Linked DNA regions of Homo sapiens: region 1 is linked to region 2. The links are chromatin loops, found by intact Hi-C in ENCODE. Cell type or tissue: PC-9. All regions are shown on one strand. Each heading gives the region's core, and the rest is flanking DNA. Links, peaks and the distances in the headings are about the cores only.

What was found. Peaks named below come from ENCODE experiments on the same cell type or tissue, not always from the same donor. Only the 100,000 strongest peaks of a DNase experiment are listed, where the experiment ranks them.
Region 1: it touches region 2 in a loop (8-fold over the local background); 1 of 110 quality-filtered maps calls a loop at or near these places.

What each region holds. Positions count from the first base shown.
Region 1 is chr7:40,729,107-40,737,131 of GRCh38, forward strand. All of the region lies in intron 12 of SUGCT (succinyl-CoA:glutarate-CoA transferase), which reads left to right. Among named protein-coding and RNA genes, the nearest start is that of SUGCT-AS1, 190 kb to the left of the region's middle. In PC-9, for the core only: no CTCF peak of the experiment used is centred there; DNase peaks (open chromatin) are centred at 4,155 and 4,645; H3K27ac peaks cover 1,000 bases.
Region 2 is chr7:40,911,679-40,919,703 of GRCh38, forward strand. It overlaps a transcript of SUGCT not described here. Among named protein-coding and RNA genes, the nearest start is that of LINC01450, 64 kb to the right of the region's middle. In PC-9, for the core only: no CTCF peak of the experiment used is centred there; a DNase peak (open chromatin) is centred at 3,603; H3K27ac peaks cover 1,995 bases.

The DNA of each region.
Region 1 (8,025 bases), core at 2,196-6,195, 180 kb before region 2:
ATGAAATTCATTAATATTTAATTCTAGTCTGTGATACCTAATATTATTTACTCCAAGTCAAACCAAATTTATTAGTGCTTGCTGCGTGCCAAGTAGTGGATAAGTACTCCAACATTTTTGTTTGTTTGTTTTAGCCATCACATATTAACACTTGTATGTATCAGGTACTGTGCTAGAGGCTAGGGATATAAAGGTCAGTGAGCATGTCCCCTTTTCTCAGGGACTATATGTCCACAGATTATTGGAAACCAACATCATAAATTCTATAATGTGTGTAGCATTAGAAGAGGAAGCACAATAGATGTTCTGAGCTGACCAAATAAAGCTTCGCTAAAATAGTGCCATTTAAGTAGAGTCTTGCAGGACACATGTTTGCAAAGAAGATAACATTGGAGATGTGGTAGAGGTGGTGGTGAGTGGAAGCATATTAAAAATCAAGGAGATTTTTTGAAAGAGTGTGCTGTTCAGGAATCTACAAGTGTTTGATGTTGCATTTGGGTGAGATGAGATGAGAAAAGTAGTCCAGGGTGGGAATCTGAGGGCCTTTGGTCCATGCTAAATTTTGGACTTTATCTTGTAGACCAACAGTTACAATTCAGATACCATCAGATGCTAGGCAAATGAAATCAGTGAGTGAATCATACTGGGTAACCAGCAGAGAGAGTGGTGGGTACTATGGAAAGCAGGAAAACACACGCCACTGCTAAAGAGAAGAGCTGCCTCTCAGCTCATGTAGGTTGTATCCAAGGGTCTGGTTGCATCCATACCCTTTTATTTTTCATGGAAATTCATAAATCCGGGTTTGTATGTGAAATCTCCAAATTTTCAATCTTGGCAATTAAGATGGAAAATGATTATAAAACACTGTGCAAGCCAGGGAAAATATAAACGGTGCCCTTGGGCTGCTTGGCTCGGTCCTGCTAATACAGAGGGTCCAGGGAAGAACATGAAGCAGGGGAATGACGTGGTTGGATTTGAACACAGGAGAGTCCATTCAGATAGTATTTTGTTTTGTTTTTGAGACGGAGTCTTGCTGTGTTGCCCAGGCTGGAGTGCAATCGCATGATCTTGGCTCATTGCAAGCTCCGCCTCTCAGGTTCAAGTGATCCTCCTGCCTCAGCCTCCTGAGTACCTGAGATTACAGGCATGCACCACAGGCCCAGATAATTTTTGTATTTTTAGTAGAGATGGGGTTTCACCATGTTGACCAGACTGGTCTCAAACTCCTGACCTCAAGTGATCCACCTGCCTCAGCTTCCCAAAGTGTTGGGATTACAGGTGTGAGCCACCATGCCCAGTCTATTTTTATTTTTTAATGACAAATAATAATGATATATATTTCTCACATATGCTGTGATATTTTGGAATATGCATAAATTGTGTAATGGCTCAGTTGAGCTAATTAATATCTGCAATACCTCACATACTTATTTTTTTGTGGGTGAGAACACTTAAAATCTACTCTCCAGTGAGTTTCAAAATGCAATACGTTATTATTAACTATAATCACCACTTGGTACAATAGATCTCTTGAATTTATTCCTCCTAACTGAAATTTTGTGTCCTTTCACCAATATCTCTCTACCACCCTCTCCCTTGGGTCCTGGCAACCACCATTCTACTCTATATTTCTGTGAGTTCAACTTTTTTAGATCTCACATATAAGTGTAATCATGTGATACTTGTCTTTCTATGCCTGGCTTATTTTACTTAGGATAATGTCCTCCAGATTCATCCATGTTGTTGCAAATGACAGAATCACCTTCTCTTTTAAGGCTGAATAGTATTCAATTGTATACACACATACCAATGGACACCTAATATTGATTCCATATCTTGGTATTGTGAATAATGCTTCAATGAATGGACAAGTAATAGACTTGGTAAGGAATTTAACTTGACTGAAGGACAAAAGTGGCAAGTTGTTAGAAAGGGCAAAGTCAAGGAGACTTCCCAGGTGTGAGACATGGGAGACTGAGTGAATGGGAGTGCTAGTGGTTGGTAGGGAATTTGGGAGGAGCAGGTGTGAGAAAGGGTGAGAATGAGTTTTGGGTGGCCCTATTGACTTTGACAGTTTCTCAAGGGTGTTTAGGTGAAAGTATTTCAATTCATCTAATTATCTTAACGAGGCTACATGGTCGAACATAATAGTCCAGTTTTTAAAAGTGCAGAGACAGAAGTCCAGAGAAGTTAAAAGAATTTTACTCAGTCCCTCTCATCTGATTAGTGGCAGAACCAAAATTGGTAGGTGTTCCCTCTACTAGTCCACAATTATTTTAGATAAGATCAGGATCCTTTGAAATACCTGTTCCTCATCTCCTTATTTAGGTTTTGGAATATTCTTATTTATAGGAAAAAACAGCATTATCAATTATGCCTTTATACTTGAAAGAAAAACCCAAGAAAGTCAATTTCAGGAATCCTCAGAAAATAATTACATCTTAGAAATGAATTGAAAGAGTGAGGATAGCATGAATCTGCATTTACATGGTGCATACCCACCCCACCCTAGGAATCACCAACCTGCGCCTGAGTTCAGGTCATTTGCCTAAACAAATCGTTAAAGTGGAAGAAATGTAAATTTGGTGTGAAAACAGTATTTGGTTTTAAGTTTTTCCTAAGTTATTGAGAGTGGCAAAGCTAGTTCCAAAAGAGTGAAACATAGGATGAAAACAATAATATTTCTTTATGAAAATAGCTGCAATAGAATACCATCTAGTTGACTTCATCATGATTATGTGCTGCTCAAAATATTCCTTTCTCCATTATGTAGCAAGTCAGTCTCTTTTGGACCAGAAGATTGATTCCGGTCTTTGTTTTTTAAATGGAGGGGTTATTTGTTTAGATAGGGGTACATGAATTAAACAGAATTCTAGCTCCTGATAATCTATGAGGATATATCTTGGGAGCTAGGATACAGTTTGTTTTAGGGCTGCTGTAACAAATTACTACAAACCGGACTGCTTAAGACAACAGGTATTCTCTCACAGTTCTGGAGGCCAGAAATTCAAAATGAAGGTGTTGGCAGCATTGCACTCTCTATGAAGGCTTTAGGGGAGAATCTTTCCTTGCCTCTTCCAGCTTCTGAGGCTATAGGCATTCCTTGGCTTGTGGCAGCATCACTCCATTCTCTGTCTGGCTGGTGACATTGCTGCTTCCCCTTCTGTGTATCTGTGACATCTTCCCTTGCCTCTCTTATGAGAACACTTGGTGATGGCATTTGGGGCTCACTCCCTTAATCCAGGCTAATTGCACCATTTTAAAATCCTTCATTTAATCCCATCTGAAAAGACTCTTTTTCTAAATAAGGTAACATAATCCAGGAGTGGGACTTGAGATCTTTGGATGACCATTATTCAACCTGTTATAGGCAGTGTAAGGTTGGATTCAAGGACTAGGCAAAGTAAGGTGGGCATCGGACATAGGGTTCAACTTCAAGGAAAGTCTTTATTGTGAGCAAAAGCAAAATGTCCAAACCAGAGTGGCAGTGTCAAGTGTCAGGCCCAAAAGATAAAGCATGGATCTGAATAAGAAGACACACCACACAGCTGGAACTCAGAAGGCAGCACTCTCCCTGATACTTAAGCAGGGCAGAGGCAGGAACCACTTTTCTGGTTGGGTGTTGAGATGTGATAGTGTGATATCCATGTGACTATCCATGCTGAAACAGTGTGTCTGTAAGGCAGGTTGATGACACCTGATTGAAATTGTGAGCCAACACGCCTGTAATCCCAGCGCTTTGGGAGGCCAAGATGGGTGGATCACTTGAGGTCAGGAGTTCGAGACCCACCTGGCCAGCATGGTGCAACCCCAACTCTACTAAAAATACATAGTGGCGCATGTCTGTAATCCCAGCTATTTGGGAGGCTGAGGCAGGAGAATCACTTGAACCCAGGAGGCAGAGGTGAGCTGAAATTGTGCTGCTGCACTCCAGCCTGGGCGACAGAGCAAGACTTCATCTCAAACAAACAAACAAACAAAAAAGAAATTGTGAGCCAAGTCAGCTGGGAACACAGATGTGTCTGAGAGAAGCTCAGGCTTGACTCCTGACTGGACTCATGTCACTCCATTTTAGTTTCTATGTATTTCCATCTCTACCCCTCTGCCCCACACTCCAGCTAGAGTAAGCCAGAATTATATATACATGACTCAGCCCTTTCTCCCTGATAACATCTCTTGGCATATCCAAAGGGTCACTTGCCCACAAAGTTATCAGTGACCCTGCTCTACTTATCAGTATTATCTCCCTCAGGCCTGGTCACACAGGCTCCTTCCTAAAATAGTTCTCCTTAATCTCCTGGCCTAGAGCAAACATGCATCTATCTGCCTGCAACAAGCAAAGTATTTCCCCATCCACACAAATTCCCAGGAAAAGCAAACCAAAATGTAAAATGAAAACACTGAGTTTATTGAATTTTAGGACCACCACCTTAGTGTTTTTAAGTCTTAGAAACGTGTTAATTATCATAATGGTTCTGGCCTTTTTGAGCCTGAGCAAATTTTTGGCATAATGAATCAGGCACAAGGAGGATGTCATGTGCAGTGTCCGTGTCTTTCTGTAGCCACAGGACTGTCACTTGATTGTTCCCTGTGTGGTTATGGTTCTCTAGAATGGTTGACATAAAGCAAACAAATGATATTGCTTCCTCATGGCAGAGGACTAAGTAATCGGCACATTTATCAACCGCTGCTTGGCCTTGTGGCTGTTCAGATATTGTATGTGCCACGACATCGTTTCCTTTGTGGCTTCCTGATGCTGAAAACCTTTCCTGGTTAAACTTCTATCATACTATATCAAGAGTGATAATGAGTCTTAAACATATTTGGCATGTATGACTTTATTAAGAAAATTTGTTAAGGAAGCAGATGTTAATGTTTTGTTACAACCTTCATATTCTTGTGGACTTACTAAGGGAAAGCTTTGCTACATCAAATAAGGAGATGCCTTGTTGCAATTCGATCCCAAAGGAGATTTAATTTCAGTAGAGTTTACAACACATTACCCTCAAGGAGACAGAGAGAAAGGTCTCCATAAAAGATTACTTGCATCTTACTATACCTAATTTTCTCAGACAGCACTTGCACCAGCAGAAGAAATGACAAACTGCTAATGGCAATAATTTGGAATAGTCTGTGTCCCCAATGACTCTTTTTTCTTATGTCTGTGTTGCACTCAGATCAGCAATACTAGAATCTTATTATAGTGGAAAGTCGTACTGAACACTTTAGAGACAGACACAAGTGTGGCAGAAAGATCATAGGCTCTGCTGTCAGATAGACACCTTTTACCTTAACTTACATTATTACTCAAGTCATTTTACCTCCTCAGATCTGTGTCTTCATATATAAAATAGAGATAATAATGAAAAATCTGTTTCACTGTGTCTTGGCACATACAAATTGCCACCTAGATATTAGGCAAGTGTCAAGTATGGTCCTCTCACACTCACTCTGTCCTTGCTTTACATTCATGCTGGTTGGACTGTCCACCCCTGACAAGTCACACAGAAAACTCTGCCAACTCAGAGAATCCATGTGCATTTTTTTTTTGTTATGCTGTATTTTTGTCCAATTGACTATTTTTCCTCCTTACACTTTTTTGTTACTTTGGTCCCTGCAAAAAAATAGAATGGTTGGCAGACATTTAAGTGATGAGTTCTTGATCAACAAATGAAGAGTAATAAGAAAAATGTTTGCCTCAATGGCTTCTGAAGAGGATGAAGCATCACTTCATTAATAAAGTAGATAGCTTCTGCCTCTTAGACTGGACTCCCAAATTCTTGCCTAGAATCTTCAGTCTCTGGGGAAGAGAGGACTAAATCCAGTCAGAAATATAGTATATATACAACCTCCTGACCTGTTCTTAGGACTAATCAAAACTCACAGGTGTCCCACTGGGCAACTAGAAAATTCCTAAGAATGAAGGAGTTATTTGGTTCTTGCTAAGTGAAGACAGCACACACAAAATTACTCTGCTGACCACCACTCGGAATGGTTCCTTTCACAGGGCTTTGTGGACTCCTGTGCTGGAGGGGAAAGAATGCTTTCTTAACTTGAAAGTTTGTAGTTTGGTTCTGGGATAACTTAATTAAAGGCCCCACTGCCAAGAAGGATAGAATTAAAGATGTAAGTCGGGACTTCGAATATCCTGACTTTAAAGTTCATAAATCACCTTTGTATTTCACTGGATTCTGTTGTATTTCCTCTTTTATTTAATAGTTGTTATTTTTCGTATTTTCTGGACTACTTAGTCTTGGGAAAGGTTGGAACACCAAATTAAGACTTCAAATGTAGCTTAAAGAGGATACAGTGACATCTGGAGAACCTCTGTTTCTGACAATATGGGGGACTATATGACCAGAGAAATCCTGCCAGTAGAAAAATGATTAGAAAACATGCATGCAGAGAAGCAAGCACTAGAACCAGCATTTGCTAATACTCTTTAGCTTAGAACCTGAACTTTATGGGCCATAAGAAATGAGGATATTACAAGAATCCTGAAGTCCACAGTAGGTGGGAGATAGAATAGAAACTTCAAAATAAAGGTCGGACATCCAAAAGTCAGCAATGTCAGTGGGTGAACTAGGTAAAAAACAAAACAAAACAAAAAAGAAAGCAAACAAATTTTAAAACCTGTCATTGAAGACTGAAGAAAAAAACAGTAGATATTCTAACCTGTTTTGACCATGGTTCTTGAAAATCTCTCATTTTTCTGGGGCTAGGAGATGAGCTATCTACAAATCTACTGTCCTATATATAGGACAGTAATTAATTCTACTTGGCCCAAAAACCACCAAACAGAAAATTAAGTTTAATGTGGTTCTATTTCAGAGGTGCCCTTAAGCACTTAGAAAAACAGAATGCAAATCATCTCTGGATTAAGAACAACTGCACAGCAAATTAAATGGTAGATTAGATAGAAGAGAGAATTCATGATTGGATACATAGATCTGAATAAATTAATTACAACTCAACCCAGAGAGACACACACACACATAGGAAATACAAGAGAGGCAGAGACATACAGTGTGATCACATCTAATATATAGCTAAAATTTGCATTAATTTTATATATGTAATTTATCAATATATAATATATCAATATATAATATATTATAATATATCAATATATAATATATAATATATTATAATATTTCAATATATAATATATAATATATTATAATATTTATATAATCTATTATATCTTATAATACATTATATATACATTTATGTGTATATATAAATGTATATATAACTGCAGTTCCAGGGGAAGCTAGAGAAAATAGGCAGAGGCAATATTTTACCATGCTTAGGAATTTTCCAAAACTTTTGAAGACATAATTTTTCAGACTCAGGAAGTCCTAAAGACTACATGGATTCAGTAAAAATTAAATACATTAAATAAAAAGGTATTTAGGTTTAGACTGATGGTGGTTAAACTGTAGAAAACAGAAGACATAGAGATCTTTAAATCACTCAGAGGAAAAAAATACAGATTACCTACAAAGCAAAGACAATTAGAATCATGGCTGACTTCTTGAAAACAATAGTGAAACTCAGAAGACAATGGAATAATATCATCAGTATACCAACAGAAGGTTAACTGTCAGCTTAGAAATGTACAACCAATACAAATCTTTTAGAAGAAAGAAAAAAAATAAAGAAAAAAATATCTTTATTTGGAAGCAAAGTAACTTTGGGGAAAATAAAACCAACTTACTAGGAGAACTTACTATGAACAGATGAGTAAGGAAATTCTAAAGAACTATTCTACAGGAAGAGAGAATATAGCCACTAAAGGAAAGCCTAAGATAAAAAAATGGGGATCAAAAATTAGCATAAGCATACAGTAAGCTAAAAATCATTGATTTTGAAAAACGGTATTGATACTAATGATTTCCAGATTAAAAAAATAGAAAACCAAAATGCTGAACCCAATTGCAGGTAACTGTGGTTCTCAAACTATGTACTGAGGCACTCATGACATCCTAGTGAATGCGCAGGGGCACTGCAGGATGTTTATAT
Region 2 (8,025 bases), core at 1,424-5,423:
ATATACACTAGATGCCAGTAATTTCCTCCCAATTAGTGACAACCAAAAATGTCTCCACACATTGCCAAATGTCATGCAAATCATGCTTAGTTAAGAACCATCGGTATAAAGGAACCATGAAAAGCAGTTTTCTTGGTCTTGTTTCTTACATCCCTGAGTTCACATGCTGAAGGAATTGTAGTAACTATGAACTCATGCAGGAGGGAGGGCATGGTGTGTGTGTGGATGTACGCGTGTGTGTGCACAGGTGTCAGCTAATCATATATGAAGATTGGTGGAAATGTTGAAAATTTAAATTTAAGGTCTGTTGGTATTTCGTCCTAAGCACTCTTCCCCAAGGTCTGGCGTTTCAAGAAACTATTGGCTTTTATATGACAAATTTACTGCCCTGAAATTTATTGAGGAATAGAGGATGCTTCACTTCAACTTACTGTGACAGCTTGCTTTTTTTTTCTTGAAGAACTAGGCCTTACACATTATCCTACAAAAGTTTTAATTCAATGTTTACAATACCTATCTTTCTATTAATTTAGATTGGCCACATTTATGATACATTAGGCCTGTATTTTATGTGTTATTTTTAAATTCTTGCCCATTTTATGGTACTGGGGTCAAAATTTTACTAATTCAGATGATTTTAGAGGTTTATGGTTGTTGTATCTTGCTTGTATGACATTTTGTTAGTTATATCTGTGATTTATCTGTTGCTGAGTCCTTGGTCAGGAACACAACTCCCAATTATCCAACCAATTATAACATTGTTCCATGGGAAAACTTTAGCAGCTGAAACTGTTGACTCAGTATAATAAAAAAGAGCAGCTTAATATCAGATAAACTAAAATAAAATTTTGTTTTGGTCGACAGTTGCCAACATTTACAAGGCAAGTCATGAGAAACTCCATCTATCATTAACTTATCCTGTGTATTTTCCTGTCCTAGATGGGCCTGTGCTGATAGCATTTTTGTAGTCAAGATGTGTCCATCTTTGTAAGAATTGTTCTTAGTTTCCAAATTAAAAACAATTGCTTCATTACTACATGACACAGTAGTCTGTGTTCTGAAAGACTACATGTTCAGGCAATTAAACGTTTCCAAAAAAAAAAAAAAAAAAAGCTGACTTCACCATAATGCAACGTGGAGTTCACTATTTAGTTTTCACAATAGAATGCTACTTTTCTGTCAGTCAACTTGTACTCCATCAATATTTAATGATGCTGTTTAGATACTTGATGCACTTGTCTGAGAATATACCCCTGATCTGACTGCTCCAGTCCTGCCATCTCCTGCTATCCTTCACCATCCTTCCTGACTACAGAATTGCTGGATCCAATTTTTTTTTTTTTTTTTTTTTGAGATGTAATCTCCCTCTGTCGCTGGCCTGGAGTGCAGTGGCGCGATCTTGGCTCACTGCAACCTCTGCCTCCCGGGTTCAAGTGATTCTCCTGCCTCAGCCTCCCGAGTACCTGGGACTACAGGCGTGTGCCACCACGCCCAGCTAATTTTTTGTACTTTTAGTAGAGACGGGGTTTCACCATGTTAGCCAGGATGGATCCAACCTTTGATGGACACACCATAAGCAGTGGGGCTCAGGACATGGAGAAACGCCATCACATGCCACTATGCCACATGCACATTGATTTTATAACACATCCTGGTTTTAGAAATATTAAAATGGAAAAAAATTGTACATCTTAAAACTAAGAACATCACATGGTCCCCCAAATTTCCATTAGTCCACCCAAAGTAAATATACAATCTAAATAAAACAGTACCCTTGCTATGAAAATTCAATTTCAAGATAAGTTTTCTTGTCCCATATTCCAACTGCATTTTTGCTTTTAGAAAGAAATTCCAGAGCATGTACTACAAGAATGTCTTAATGAGATTTTGCCAAAATAATGCTGCCTACCAAATAATCTCAAAACTTGGTAGCTGACAACACAAGCATTTGTTCTCCCCATTCACTATTTTGCATGCTGACTTGCAGTTCAGCTGGTCTAGAATGGACTCATCTAGTTGTCTTTGCTTCAGGCTGTGGGCTCGCTGGATTCAGATCTGCTATATGTGTTTTTATTCTGGGGCCCAGGTTAAAGGGGCAGCTCTATCTGCAGTATGCTCCTCTCATGGTGATTACCAAAGCACAAGAGCCAAACTGAAATGCACAAGCTCATGGAAGACCTCTTCATGTCATGGCCACTAACATTCCATTCACTATAGAAAATCATATGGCCAGGTCTGGCATCAGTGGAGTCAGGAAAACAAATTTCACCCACACAAGAAAGGGAAATAAATAAATATTTGCAGAACAATAATCCTATCACAAAAATATGGCATTTGACAATGAGACTAAACATGCTGTTAAGTCAAGATTTTTTTTTTTTCAGTTTTTTTTTTTAGCTTACTCTTGAGTTAGCTCAGACAACACCACTTCTACGTATCTAATTTTTGTCTGGGGATTTTCCCCTTCCCCTCTTTCAGTCCCTAATGTCTGGAAAGGGTTCCAGGCTTGTCCTAAGAGTGACACACATCACTCAAAGTCCAATTACATTTCCTTTGTCACAGTGCTCAATGCATTTTATTTATTTATTTTTTTCTTTTTCTTTTTTTTTTTTATTATACTTTAAGTTTTAGGGTACATGTGCACATTGTGCAGGTTAGTTACATATGTATACATGTGCCATGCTGGTGCGCTGCACCCACTAACTCGTCATCTAGCATTAGGTTAGGACAAGGCTGATGAGACCTTCTTTTCAGCCCTCTACAAAGCCAGGTCTTCTCCTGGGCTTTTCAGTTTTGTCACCCAATTAATGGCTATGCTTGATACCTCAGATTTAAAAACTTTACCACGGATAAGATCTTTACACAGAAATCATTGTCAGGAGTAGAGTATAGTAGAGTATAGTAAATATTAGATCTTAAAATATGAAAACGCTAGGCTGAGGAAGTAGAGTGGAAGGCACTGAGAACCCCTATTCACAGCTTAGAAGTTGGCGTTTTATGTTGTTTGGTAGTGTAGCCATATCTTACACTGCTGTATCTCAGACCTCAAACCATAGGCCTATAGAGGCTGCAGCATTATGGAATTTGGAGGAGAAATTCAGGATATTGAAACACATGCCTGCCTTTTGTGGCCTTTTAGAAGGCACAATAAAGGTCCCACCAGAATTAGACAAACTGATGTTGAACCTTCTATATCTGAAATCAGAGAGGAAGGAAAATACAATTTGGCTAAGAGATGCCTTTCTGCATGAACCCTGTAAAATAAGGAAGATGAGAATTGGGTGATCTGGAATTTTGCAGGTTTAGAAAAGTTTATTCTTACCGTAATCATAAATTAGTGCAAACCTAATCAGGAAGATAGGGATCGTATCAGAAAATACCATTAGAATGTGGGGCTAACTTCTTTTCCGATCACTGCTGAGCATATCTTGTTCCCTACGTGACAAAGAGGATAATGACCCACATTCTTAAGGTGCGGCTGGTTGGTGCCTGAGTGCCAGATGAGTTTTCTTACCTCAACTATTGTTTCAAATTGCTCTGGGCAGTACAAAGTCGAAGGTCACTAAGGGAAAGACTTCAGGGATGGACAGAGCACCGGTCTTATCACTGAGAAAGAGAAATTCTCAGGCTGGAATCCAATTTCAAGGATCATGACTCAACAAGATATCTGGAGACTGGCTTATGGAGTTCAGTATATGAAACTAGGTAAGACCTCAAATGTTCCTAAAGGAGGAGCCAGACAATTCATAGGAGGAATTGTCTATGAATGTTTAGTCTCTAAGAAAACCCTGAGGTCTAAGAAATGTTGTCAACAACAACAGTAATAACAACAACAAAAACAGGCTAATAATGGGGACAGTTTTGGCAATGCCGTGTTAAGATATGGTCACAGAAAACAAAAGACCAAGAGGATTCTACCAAAAGCAGAAAAGGTAGCCATAAAGGCAGAGGACAGGAGCCATTCTCTCAGAGGGAAGAGCAGGAAGAACTTGACAAGCTGGGCAAGGAACTCATTCTCCTGCTGGGACAGGCAGCCCTTCCCATTCCTGTCCAGCTGTGTGTGCATTCATTAATTCAGCAAATACTACTGTACCTACTATGTTCCAGACAATGTAGAAATACATAAGTAAATAAAATAGAATTTGATACATGCATTGAATCAATGATTACTAATGTTTCCCATCGCACCCTGTTTTTTTGGTTCTCTCTCCACCATTGTATATTGGGCATGTTGGGTACCTTGTGAGAACTGCACATCACCCATTAATCTTAAACTTGAAGTGGGGTGAAACCATCAAATGAGATTTTACTTTTTCTTTCTGGAGACTGAGTGAGTATATTATATATGTCATATATGGATGTGGGACACTCTCTCTCTCTCTCTCTCTACATACACACACACACACACACACACACACACACACACAGATATACATATTAGCACTAGAATTGTATATGAATGTTAGGCAGCCAAGAGATTAACCGCAGTGGGTGGTTGCTATTTGTTTCTCCATCACCTGTTTCTTCTTCTTTCAGTACCAGACCTAATATTTTGTATGGGATCTACTTCTTCTCAGTCCACACAGTCTAGGTATGGGTCCACTTACAGCTCTAGAAATGAAGTGCATGATGTAGTCCTAAGTCATTCTGATTGCAGTGGTTGATTGAAGGATGGGTATGAATGGAGCAAGTCCAGTTAAAGTGAATCCCAGGATGTGGACCATGTTAGGAAAGACTCTCACTAGTTACTACTAGATTTTAACCTGGCATTAGGTAGCTCATGAGCTTCTGACATCTTGTGAGGATGAAGGAGGAGTCTTTTTGAGAATGAAGCCAATACAGATGAAAAGAGATAAACTGAATCCTGATAACATCATGTGGGTAATAGCATCCTATCATAACTGAATCTAGGTCTACACTTGAATACTTCTCTTTCTGAATCAGTAAGCTGACATTTTAATTACATTCTACTATCTGGTGTTTGATTTTTCAATTACTTAAAAAACAACTTTATGTATGTGCATGTGTTTGTATGTATGTGTACAGAAAAGACAAAGACATGCTACTGGCACTTTTTGAGGGTCAGACTGTGTAGGCTTTAACATTTATTATTCATTTGTTTCTTTATACACACAGATATTATACTTTAAAAATGTCCATACATGAAGCTATTGACAAAGCCTTATGGAGTCTGGAGTAGTTACAGAATTAGAAACACATGATTGATTGACCATAACTAAGAGTGCAGAATGTCGGAATCTATTGGTTCAAGTAAATAAGGAGTCATAAAAAACACTGTAGATAAAAGAGGGCCCCAGGAACTGAATATGTTAAGTAATCTTCTCGTCTGACAAAGTAGCCTGGGAATGTCCAACACAGCAATAAGCTATTATTCAACAGACCCAGTGAGGGACATCAGGAGTTCCTCAATCATACAATGTAGATTTCTTTTCCTCTGGGTTGAGAAGCATTAGCTCCCCATGGGGGAAGACTTTGGACAAAAATTCATGACTGTCAACTCTAGTAAACTTTTTTTGTATCTTCGACTCTTCTAATCATTATAAAATGACCTTACAATGTTTTCTATAATTGAAAAATACTATGTAATTCCCTTTAGAAGAAGGAGCAGTTCTTGGTTTTATTACCCATCTTACCCACAGTTTCTACCATACATAAGTTAGGGTAGTAGGTTACTCTTATAAAAATATTTCCTCAAATTTAGAGGCTCAAAGAACAAGAAGTTAATTTTTCTCTAGAAGTTCAAGATGAGAGGTCAAGGTCTCTGGGATGTACGCAGCCACCCAGATTCCTCTCCTTTTGTGACCACATCATCCTTTAGGGCCTTGCCATCATCTGCATGGTAGAGACTGAGTTACAGACATACCCAGGATCTAGGCTGCAGGAGGAGAGAAGAAGCCAGTTGTCTCAGTTCAAGCTGCTATAACAACAACAACAAAAACAAACTTGGTGGCTTATAAACAACAAACATGTTTCTCACAGTATTGGAGACTGAGACATCCAAGAACAAGGCACTGGCAGATTTGGCCTTTGGCGAGGGCCCTCTTCATGGTTTGCAGATGGCCACCTTCTTGCTGGGTCCTCAGATGGTAGAGAGAAGAACCTCTGGCATCCCTTTCTCCTCTCACAAGGGCACTAATCTTAGAATGAGGGCTCTGCTCTCATGACCTCATCTAATCCTAATTATCTCTCAAAGGCTCCATCTCTTAATACCATCACATTGGGGGTTAGGACTTCACCATATATATTTTGGCTGGATACAATCATTCAGTTCATAATACTCATCCACATCCTGAAGGCCTAGATATAGGAGGGCAGGCACTTTCCATTGGAGAAAACCCAGTTAGAGGATCACTACATGGAGAGGTGGGAAATGTTTCCTAGCCATGAGCCTAGAGGCAGGAGAATAAAATTGGGTGGAAAATAAGTCTCTTCATCTCCTCATACCCCCCTGAAAAGGGTCTTTGGTAAAAAGGGGAAAATAGGCCAGTCGCGGTGGTTCACACCTGTAATCCCAGCACTTTGGGAGGCCAAGGCGGGCGGATCACGAGGTCAGGAGTTTGAGACCAGCCTGACCAACATGGTGAAACCCTGTCTCTACTAAAAATACAAACATTAGCCGGGCATGGTGGCGTGTGCTTGTAATCCCAGCTACTCAGGAGGCTGAGGTAGGAGAATCACTTGAACCCGGGAGGCAGAGGTTGCAGTGAGCCAAGATTGTGCCACTGCACTCCAGTCTGGGCGACAGAGCGAGACTCTGTCTCAAAAAAAAAAAAAAAAAAGGTTTGGGGGATATAGAAAAATCTGTTAGTCTATTACAGCCCCAAAGCTATGATGATAAGAGGAAAGTCAAGTTAGCATGGGAATAATCTACTTGTTTTAGAGACATTACCTTCTATCAGACCTTATAACCATTCTCCAGGTTGAAATGCAATGGAACCCACTGAGTGAGACCAGAATTCTGGAAGATGATCGAAATAAAAGGATAGAACAAGGAGGGAGGGGAGAGAGAATGTATTCCTTGGTGCCCATCCTAGCTTTAGAAATCTTTGTTTATGACTGAAATTCCATTCTTAGTGGTTCATTTCTTTGGTATTCAAATACTCAAACAGCCAGAGTTCCTTAGAGTCTAAATTCCACAAGACAGGGTAATACTTTTAATCTCTTATATCACTGTTTTATACAAATATGCTTATGTCATTGTCAGAAGGATCTGGTATCTGTGGGACTCTGAATAGATGGAAAAGTTCCCTCACAAGTGGTGATGAGAGAAAAGTTACCTCACAAGTGGTGATGAGAGAAAAGTTACCTGACACACTCTGGCTTATTTCACAGGCATGGAGCGCCATCCACTTAGCTGCTGGGGTTTTCCTGAGTTTTATCTTTCCTCTCTACTCATTCTAAGTGTTCTTTCTGGATGAGCTCACTGAATCACATGCCTTTAACCACCTGCTAGCCACAGATAACTCACACATTTATTTCTGTAGCCCTGACCTCTCCTCAGGCTTCCACTCATTTGCTCAGGGACTACCAGATATCTCTACCTGCATGTCCCACGGACACTTCAAACTCACTCTGTCTAACACTCTACTCATCTTTCCCTAAAAGTAAGCTTCCTCCTGGATTGTCTGTTATTTGTTGGTGCCAGCATCCACCCAATTATCTCAACCAGGCACTGGGAAATTACCTTTGAATCAACCATCTTCACCATTTTCTGTTTAATCACTCAGAAAGTCCTATTCATTTTACCTCCTAAATGACCCCAAACGGGGGGTTCTTAATATATTGTTTATGATCCTGTATACAGAAGTGTTGTAACGACTGATTGACAGGTTTCCTCATCCTAGCTTTGCTCCTTCCTCATTGCCCCCACTCCAATACATTTCAGATTGTTGCTAATAAAATACACAGAACTCCAACCCAAGGTTTCTTAATTTATCTTTTATGATCCTGTATACAGAAGTATTATAATAACTGATTGACAGGTCTCCTTGTTCTAGTTTCCTC